Regions from separate parts of the Homo sapiens genome. Here region 1 is linked to region 2. A link is a loop called in an ENCODE intact Hi-C map of the cell type or tissue named here. Cell type or tissue: sigmoid colon. All regions are shown on one strand. Region 1 overlaps DIP2C (disco interacting protein 2 homolog C). Region 2 overlaps DIP2C (disco interacting protein 2 homolog C).

The links. Peaks named below come from ENCODE experiments on the same cell type or tissue, not always from the same donor. Only the 100,000 strongest peaks of a DNase experiment are listed, where the experiment ranks them.
Region 1: it touches region 2 in a loop (3-fold over the local background); 8 of 110 quality-filtered maps call a loop at or near these places.

What each region holds. Positions count from the first base shown.
Region 1 is chr10:680,557-685,556 of GRCh38, forward strand. The region is part of intron 1 of DIP2C (disco interacting protein 2 homolog C); the gene reads right to left. Among named protein-coding and RNA genes, the nearest start is that of DIP2C, 6.6 kb to the right of the region's middle. In sigmoid colon, no CTCF peak of the experiment used is centred here; a DNase peak (open chromatin) is centred at 3,085; H3K4me3 peaks cover 1,444 bases; H3K27ac peaks cover 441 bases.
Region 2 is chr10:487,443-492,442 of GRCh38, forward strand. All of the region lies in intron 1 of DIP2C (disco interacting protein 2 homolog C), which reads right to left. Among named protein-coding and RNA genes, the nearest start is that of DIP2C-AS2, 140 kb to the right of the region's middle. RefSeq lists an enhancer at 3,761-4,288. In sigmoid colon, no CTCF peak of the experiment used is centred here; DNase peaks (open chromatin) are centred at 3,009, 3,779 and 4,881; H3K4me3 peaks cover 1,153 bases.

The DNA of each region.
Region 1 (5,000 bases), 190 kb after region 2:
CCAGTGACGTTTCTGTTTTCATTTCAGGTAAACTGGCCCACACGGTCTAGTTTACCTGCTGATAATTCCTTGGAAAGACCATCAGGGGAGATCCACACCATTTTCAGCTTTACAGGGATGTGAATTTCCATGCGATGAGAAAGGGAATGGGGAAATAAAACAAGGATTCAAAACAGATTGTTCTGAATTGTTTTGCCTGTGTGCTTCCTGGGAGTGGTAAAGTCAAGAACTGCCGCTCTGTGTCAGGCGAGGGAGTAATAGAGACAATGGCACCAACTCCTGAGACAGAGGACCTGACACATGGTGCAGCCACCGCCTGTGGCCACGGAAATTCCAGGGAATGCAGACCCCAGTTGCCTGGTGCAGCCACCGCCTGTGGCCACGGAAATTCCAGGGAATGCAGACCCCAGTTGCATGGTGCAGCCACCGCCTGCGGCCACGGAAATTCCAAGGAATGCAGGCCCCAGTTGCATGGTACAGCTACCGCCTGTGGCCACGGAAATTCCAGGGAATGCAGGCCCCAGTTGCATGGTACAGCCACCATCTATGGCCACAGAAATTCCGAGGAATGCAGACCCTCAGTCCCATGGTGCAGCCACCACCTGTGGCCACAGAAATTCCAGGGAATGCAGCCCCTCAGCTACATGGTACAGCCACCATCTATGGCCACGGATATTGGGAAACACAGACCGCAGTCACATGGTGCAGCCACCACCTATGGCCATGGAAATTCCAGGGAACACAGACCCTCAGTCACATGGTATGGCCACCGCCTGTGGCCACAGAAATTCCAGGGAATGCAGACCCTCAGTCACATGGTACAGCCACCATCTATGGCCACAGAAATTCCGAGGAATGCAGACCCTCAGTCACATGGTGCAGCCACCATCTATGGCCACAGAAATTCCAGGGAACATAGACCCCAGTCCCATGGTGCAGCCACCACCTGCGGCCACAGAAATTCCAGGGAATGCAGCCCCTCAGTTACATGGTACAGCCACCACCTATGGCCACGGAAATTCCAGGGAACACAGACCCTTAGTCACATGGTACAGCCACCATCTATGGCCACGGAAATTCCAGGGAACACAGACCCTCAGTCACATGGTACAGCCACCATCTACGGCCACGGAAATTCCAGGGAATGCAGACCCCAGTCTCTAAAGTGTTATTTGTTTTATGAACTTCACTGCAGTGATTGTGGAAGAGTTTCTCTCTGTGCAGAGCTCAGCATCCAGAAGGGAAGTTGGCCCCAGGAACGCCTTCCTCCTCTTCAGAGCTCAGGGCCCAGGGCTAAGGCCCTTGGGAGAGGTCCCTGTTCGGCAACTGTGCCTGTGGAGGGCCCCCCAACACTCACCGTGTATCTCCTAGGAGCAGAGGCTGCAACAGGGACCCAGAGACCAAGCCTCTGCTCAGGCAACAGTGAGCTGATGGCCTTCCACTCTAAGTTCCAACTGCATGGAGTGTGTATTCCATGAATGCTTGTTAAATGAATGATTCACATAATAAGGTCTTCTGTGCTGACCTTTGCTGGTCTGCTGACCATGGGCTTCAGAGCATAGACCTCATTCCTGGAGCAACCAGCTCTTCCCAGAGCAACGGCCGCTGGAGGACAAAGGCCAGGGCTTCTTCCTGCAGCAACGCACTCAGGACCCTGCGCTGGGCACACTGGGGCCTCTCCAGCAGAAGATCCCCAGCCCTGACCTTGCAACACCAGTGAACCCCAGGGGAGCCCCAAGTGCTCAAAATCAAGTAAATGTCCATTGTGATTTAACATACCAATTTTAGAAGAAAGGGCAGATTGCCACCTCCCTCCTCAAACTAGGGACCATAAATCGATACAAGGCCTTAACTGAGGCTCTGCCTTAAATCCTGCTAAAACTACCAGCCAAACACCCAAATTTACATTAAAGTTAAAGGAAAAAAAAAAACTAAACCAAACACCTGTAAGAAATGGTCAAGTAAACTGTGATACATCAACCCAAAGATTAAACATTAAAACGATGAAGTAGCAAGATATTAAAAGAATACAAACTCTATGTACGTCATGGCTCAAGGGTTCTAAAATTACACAGAGACAAAGACTGGAATGGAAGGGGGATATGTTTACAGATACATTTTTTATTTTTTAATTTTTAATGGTATATTACTTCTCTAATATATGATTTGACTAACCAGATAATTCAGCAAAAAAAAAAAATCAATCGTGCCTATAGATAAATATGTAAAGAATCCCTCTCTCTGATGCCAATGGAATTAGTTTGGGTCCGGCCCACAGTCTTCAATCTTTGAATTAAGACACAAAAACCATCTTCCAAGCTATTAGCGAAACAAAAAATGATTTAAAACCAGGAGCCCAAAAGAAAAGACCTACCATCAGTCACAGCATCTCTCCACGCCTCTCTACCCTGGACAGTGTTCCTTCTTTCCCCATTTTCATACCTACTGCACAAAGCACTTAGTAAAAAGTTATCTCAATTCATGAGTCGCGCAGCACAAAGGGCCGATGTCACTACCAACATACCCCGCAGCCCAAAACCGAAGCAGCAACCCCCAGCGAAGGGAAAATGAGAGGCTGCTGGTTGTAATTGTAAATCTCACAACTCAATGTCTTAGCACTTTCCTGCCTTGTTGCTTTCAAGGGCTTATTAAAATTAACTCCCCTACTGGATATTGAAGAAAGAAGGCAGGACGGTTGTGCAGGCTCCGAAGAGGCGGAGCCCTCGTTCCGCAGCCACCGCTGTCTTTCTACCCACAGCAGCCGGGTTTACCAATTAGTCTCCCTTAAAGGGCACTGTTTATGATCATCACCAACAAATGGATGCAATTACTTCTTTTGAGATGTAGCAAGTTTTTGGCACAATAGTCATAAACCCTGCATGGCACACACACAGAAGGAAGATTAAAGCCCTGGAGGTGGAGGCGTTCGGGAAGGGAAGGTGGAAGCAGGAAGGACACCCACAAGATAGAGTGGTCAGAAACCGACCACGTCACCAAAGGGCGCCATAGACGTTCCAGAGGACAAAATGCCCGTCTTTCCAGGGTAAACACCCATTTGCCAAACAGCCAGTGACGGCAAGCAGGAGTTTGCTTTTTTAAAGGCGTCTGAGTAACGATGAGAAGAGCAAGAAATGAGCTTAATAATGGGACTGACGGGGCCCTGGGCTGGTGACTCAGCCAATGTGCACAGCATCAAAACCCAGGTTCCTCAGTGCGCTCCCTCTGCAGTTCAGGAGAGCGCTACAACTCACCCCATAAATCACTGATTAAAAAAAATCAGTTCTAAAAAAAGAGACGACCCATTTGAAAGCAGCTGGGAGGAGGAAGACAGTGACTCACAGAATCCAACCGCTTGTAGCCTCGGAACCATAACAAGAATATGAAACTAGCAAGTCCAGTGTGAGGCAGAACAGAGACGCCGTCATGGCTCTCAGGAGGCTGAGCGGGAAGCGCGTGGCTCGGGCCCCTAACGGCACCTGGAGCAGCCTATGGGCCTGTGCCCTTCATGTGGGTTCGCTTTCCTAGCTTCCTGGCTAAATTTGATGTATAGCATTTATTCGCCAAGAAAAGAACATTCAAATCAAACTATTGTCATAACTCTGAAGGACTCTTAACATTCCAGTCCACACGTTCAAAAGCCCACACATATCAGTGCTGCCACTGTGCAGGTCACAATGTTTTCAATGCATCTTGCACGCAACCAGTAATGATGTTTTCAATGCATCATGCAGGTAGCCATCTCATTCAGGATACTTAAATATCTGTGACGACTTGATACTTAGTTATCTGTGACTTTCAGATAGATGTAACAACGCTACCTGGCCAAGAAGTCCTCACCCTCCTGAACCCACTGACCCTCCTACCCTCCTCTCAGTTACAACAAACTGTCCGTGAGGCTCAATGAAGCTCAGCTTTCCCACGTTTGTTTTTTCAGAGTAAACTATTTCTTTTCAATGAAAATAATGTGTACAGAGTCCTCAGGACCTTCTCTTAGGCTCTGGAAGGTGGTCCCCTGGTCAGCTCTTACACAGGCGTGTGACTTCCTCACTGTGCAGGGTGGAACCTCCAAGAAATGCACAGGGCTGGGGGTGCCGAGGGCAGAACTCCATTCCAAAGCCACAAATATCTGTGACCTTGTGCCAAGTGTCCTGAAAAAGCCACCCCCAAAACCTACAAACCTCCCACTGGGCCATCATTTTAGGATCCCCTCTTTGGCGACAGCAACGTGCAGGCTGTGTGAAGACCATGTCTCTGTACTTGACACGTATTCATATGTGCTAACAGTAACACACACAGCCAGGCACGGTGGCTCACGCCTGTAATCCCAACACTTTGGGAGGCTGAGGCAGGGGGATCACCTGAGGTCAGGAGTTCGAGACCAGCCTGGCCAACATGGTGAAACCCCATCTCTACTAAAAATACAAAAAATTAGCCGGGTGTGGTGGCGGGCACCTGTAGTCCCAGCTACTTGAGAGGCTGAGGCAGGAGAATCACTTGAACCCAGGAGGCGAAGGTTGCAATTAGCCGAGATTGCACCACTGCACCCCAGCCTGGGCAACAAGAGTGAAACTTGGTCCCCAAAAAAAAAAAAAAAAAAAAAAAAAAATATATATATATATATATATATATACATATATATATATATATATATAAACACACGCACACAGGTCCCTCAACCAACACAGGAAGACCTGGCACGTGCGCGAGCCTTCACCTCCCTCTGCAAGCAGGTTCTCCCCTGCTGAAAAAACATTAGGCTGCACTACTGTGGAGCATAACTGCTCGCTGAAGGAATCGGCTACATTAACTAGCAGAGCAGAGCATGGAGGATGGAGTCAGTGGGCATGGAACACGCTGACAATTACCAAAGCCACAGAGTACAAAGCATGGCACCTATTTTTCAAAACTTCTCTTCCACCAAAAACCAACAATTTTTGCAGGCTATATTATGAGTTCTATCAAAATAATTCAGCACCTCCTAAACAAATGGGAAAGAGCTC
Region 2 (5,000 bases):
CTGCCTCCACCAACTCACAGCTCATGATACAGGTTCTCGTCTCCCCCACGGAACACAAGGCTGACGTCTCAACACGGAGCCAAGAACCAAATGACACGGAACCCGCATCCGCCCATCAATGAGTGTTTTTTTTTTTTTTTTTTTTTTTTTTTTTTGAGACAGTCTCTCTCTGTCGCCCAGGCTGGAGTGCAGTGGCGTGATCTCAGCTCACTGCAAGCTCCGCCTCCTGGGTTCACACCATTCTCCTACCTCAGCCTCCCGAGTAGCTGAGACTACAGGCGCTGGCCACCACGCCCGGCTAATTTTTTGTATTTTTAGTAGAGACAGGGTTTCACCATGTTAGCCAGGATGATCTCCATCTCCTGACCTCATGATCTGCCACTTCAGCCTCCCAAAGTGCTGAGATTACAGGCGTGAGCCACCGTGCCCAGCCGATGCTAACTAGGTAGCTGGCCACTGACAACAAAGGACAATTTCTGCAGAAATGTTAAAGCTTGCCGGGCACTCCACACCGGCAGCCATCAGCTGCCCACTACGGAGACGCTCAGTTGCTTTTGGAAATGCCTTGTTAACCCGTTTTACAAACAATGTCCAAAATCTGAACCACAGAAGCAGCCACATGTGCACGTGCTTGATTTAAATCGAGCCCCCAGTCAATCAGCAAAGAAAATTTCCAGACAAGACTTTAATAAATCCTAGGTTACTATCATCTCTCAAAACCTAGGAGGTGGGAAAGGGTGGCAGCACTGAGTAACTTCCATGCCCCGCATTTTCCCCCAAACCAGGGTCTGGGAACTAAGTCTCGAGGCTGAGCCCAGCTTCCAGGCCACTTCTGGAGACACGCTCTGTGCTCACGGCCTGCTCCTTGCCGAGCTGCAAGGCAAGACAGTTCAGTGCAGCTCTTCACAGGAGGGTTTGCTGGCCCATCCCCAAAGATGAAAGTGTTTAATCCTTATAAGAACTTATTTTACAGATGAGAATTTGAGGCACAAATGGTACTCACGTTCCTCACCCAGGACCACAAATCTAAGACAAAACTCTGTCCAGCTCCAAAACCATGTCCCATGAAAACCACACCTAGAGTCTTCCACTCTAAAGCTGGTGTGGTGCCCAGAGGCCGCAGCCCTGGCTTCCTGGGCTTTCCTCGCATGTTCACGCCCCGTACATCCTCCTGACTCCATAACCTGCCTGGGAAGTGCCCTTCTCCGAAGGAAACGGGACTCTACTTCCTGCTTTGCCCTCTCCCAGCCCCTGCCCTGCATGGATGACGCCTCTGGGTACCCACGGCATAAATCACACGCTGTAGCTTGCGTGATGTCGTGGATGACTGTTCATGGTTTATTTGTAACACACATGCACAGTTATCCTTAAAACCAGACAATGTCCCATAGAACTGTGCCCCAACCCAGTTGTCTTACAAACTGAAGCCAGGGTGCTCCTGCGTGTACCACATGTACCACACACACAGACGTCTGTGCCTGACGCAGAGAGACCTGCAGGTAAGTGACTGGCTGGGAGTGCGCTGAAGACCTGGGCAGACGCGGGGTGATCATTTACCTGTTCAGTTACTGGGGGGCGGGCAAAGGGGAAACTTACGATGATTCTATCCCAAAATGCAGAAGACGACGGCTTGATGTGCATGCTACCCCAAAGCCGAAGCGCTGGATGCCACGGCCCTGAGACCAGGCTCACTCAGGCCCCAAAGCTCATGGCTCACAAACTCCTGCTACGTTTTCATGGAAAAAGTCCAGTTATTTTTAACTCTGGACTGCCTCAGCATCTGGTAGACAGAGGTCCACCAGATTCCCATGATAGACTCGCTGCAGGTTTACATGAGCAAACCTTCTAGCAGCACTTTTACATGCCGTCCTTTATTTTGAAGAACCAATGTTTCCCGTGCGAATACAATCAGGTCATAGGTGACAGGTAGATAATAGATGATGCATATAGACAGACGACAGAGATGATGGACAGATGGCAGGTGGTGGGAGGTGAGAGACTGACAGGCAGAAGCTAGCTGGCTGACTACACAGTATCCTCCCTGAACAGCTTCTTGGGTTGGGCCCAAGGCCTGACCTTCAATCAATGCCACGCTGTCACTAGGGAGACGGTGGCTCTGACAGTGCCTGGTGCTTCCTCCATTTCACACTAGGGACACAGTGGCTCTGACAGAGCCTGGTGCTTCCTCCATTTCACACTAGGGACACGGTGGCTCTGACGGTGCCCGGGGCTTCCTCCACTTCACACTAGGGACACGGTGGCTCTGACGGTGCCCGGGGCTTCCTCCACTTCACACTAGGGACACGGTGGCTCTGACGGTGCCCGGGGCTTCCTCCACTTCACACTAGGGACACGGTGGCTCTGACGGTGCCCGGGGCTTCCTCCACCTTCACACTAGGGACACGGTGGCTCTGACAGTGCCCGGGGCTTCCTCCATTTCACACCAGGGACATGGTGGCTCTGACGGTGCCTGGTCCTTCCTCCATTTCACACCAGGGACACGGTGGCTCTGACAGTGCCCGAGCCTTCCTCCATTTCACACCAGGGACACGGTGGCTCTGACGGTGCCTGGGGCTTCCTCCACCTTCACACTAGGGACACGGTGGCTCTGACAGTGCCCGGGGCTTCCTCCATTTCACACCAGGGACATGGTGGCTCTGACGGTGCCTGGTCCTTCCTCCATTTCACACCAGGGACACGGTGGCTCTGACAGTGCCCGAGCCTTCCTCCATTTCACACCAGGGACACGGTGGCTCTGACGGTGCCTGGGGCTTCCTCCATTTCACATTGGTTCAGGCTGAATGATCAATTAATTCCTGCCTCTCTTCTCTCCCTCTCACCTTGCGTCCATCAGGGCATGTGGTCATCAGCATGCAGCTACGTAAACTAAAGGCGCAAATGCTCCGAAAGAGGGCACATCCTTCCCCACGTTTCTAAGCTGGGGCCATCACGTGTCTGTTATCCCGCTAGGCGTATCCACTGCTCACAGCCTGCTTGTTCATATTTCCCCAAACCTGGAAGCGATGGGAACGTCATCCAAGGCTATTTCGAAAGTCAACTCCCGTCTCCGGGGAGGCCCTCCGGGAGGCTGGGTCTAAGGCACACCCTCAAGGCTGCTGTCAGAGAATGTGAACCACAGGAGCCCCTGCCAGAGCGCTTTCCACGTAAAATTCCAAACAGCATATTTTCCTGCTTCCACATCAAGGTACCCATTTATTTAATTTCCTTTTCACTTTATGACAGAAAAGTAAATGCAGTAATTGTAACCTCAGTGAGAAAAATAAGTGATCTCTTTAGAAACATTTTCTACTTCATTAAAAAAACGCCACTTATGTTATTCTCAGAGACTTTCCGTAAGAATTAAAATTTCAGAAGCAGAAATTAAAATCACAAAGAGGAGAGATTTACACACAAGTCCTACTTTGGAAGTGAAAACCCCAGTGAGGCAAAGTCACCAGCAGAAGGTCGAATGAGACTGAGGGATGATGCTTCTTTCCCTCCCTGAAGGGAACAATTCTTTTTCTCACTTATGTTGCAATCCAGAGTTTCAGGGCAAAACCCAATCTTACAAAAGCAGGGAAAGGTCTGCCTGGCAAACGCAGGGTTAAGATGACAGAACAGACAGACACCCGGCCCTTGTGGCTTCCTCTCGGCCTCAGGCACGCACCAGCCAATCTGGCCCAACTGGAACCAGTGCAGAGCCAGTGCTGTGAACGTCAGGCTCAAGACACGGACACTTGGGAGCCGCGTGACCCTAGGGGATGAAAGAAACGGGCCACAGAGCTGCTTCCACAGCGTGGCTCAGCTCCAAGCACACAGACCCACTCGGCAGTGGCGGTTTCCATGTGCAGTGTCAGGAGACTATTTAATGCTGGAATTAATAGTTTATATAACAAAGCAATCGTTTCCATGTTGGGAATTCTACGGCTGTCAGGAGCCCTGGTGCTGCTGCTCTGAGCCTATTGCTTTATAAGGAGCCAGGAGGCCCCGGAAGGCAAGGCCGCAGCCTCGTTTTTAAATCTCCGATAGGCTTCTTCGTTCTCCAGCAGGCGCTGCAGACCGGTGACAGCTCCTGTGTGTACCCCTCGCCTGCACTGGGGACAGGGGCAGGAGGACCTGGGATGTCCTCTCACCCCAGCAAGCTGAGCACAGCAGGGTCCCCCATGGGCCAGCTAACTAGTGTGGGTCGCATTTTTCTCATGGATAAAATATTGGAGATAGCACCTATCTACTTGCTGCCGCAGATGGAGAGATCAAACACACAGGATGTGAAGGTCTCAAAGCACTAAGGACACAAGAAAATCTTTAAAAAAAGTTCAACAAGCATTCATTCAGTATCTATTTCACATTCAATTCATGAGAGACGTCCAAGTTGATGGGAGGACTCATGAACACAGACCTGCTGTGCACCCTGCAGGGCCACAGGTATCGCCCCGTCAGGGGAGGGAGGCAAAGAAGATGGACCACAGAAAACCAGGGGCTAGGAAGAAGCTCAGAATCCTGACCCCAGAAAACAGGGGCTAGGAGGAATCTCAAAATCCCGACCCCAGAAAACAGGGGCAAGAGGAATCTCAAAATCCCGACCCCAGAAAACAGGGGCTAAGAGGAATCTCAAAATCCTGACCCCTGAGAACCCAGTTGTTGCTCTGCTCTGATGTCAACCACCATCTAGGGACCCCAGACGCCGCGGGCCCCCGTGTCGGAGACACTCCAGCTCTGGGGCTGAGGCTCCTTGCCCCAGGCATACCCCAGACAGCAGACAGAAGGGTCGCTGCAAGAATGCAAACGTGGTGAGCCTCTCTCCCCAAACTGCGTTGGAGGCTTCTCCCTGCTGTTTGGGCTGTGACCAAACTCCCCACAGGGCCTCCAAGTCCTTCCCAACCTGGCCCTGCCGCCTTGGCCACCCGTGCTCTGCCATGGCTCCACCTGCACCTGCTGTGCCCATCACCCCCTCATTCTCACAAGCCCCTGCCACATTTCCAGTGCAAGCATCGGCAGCT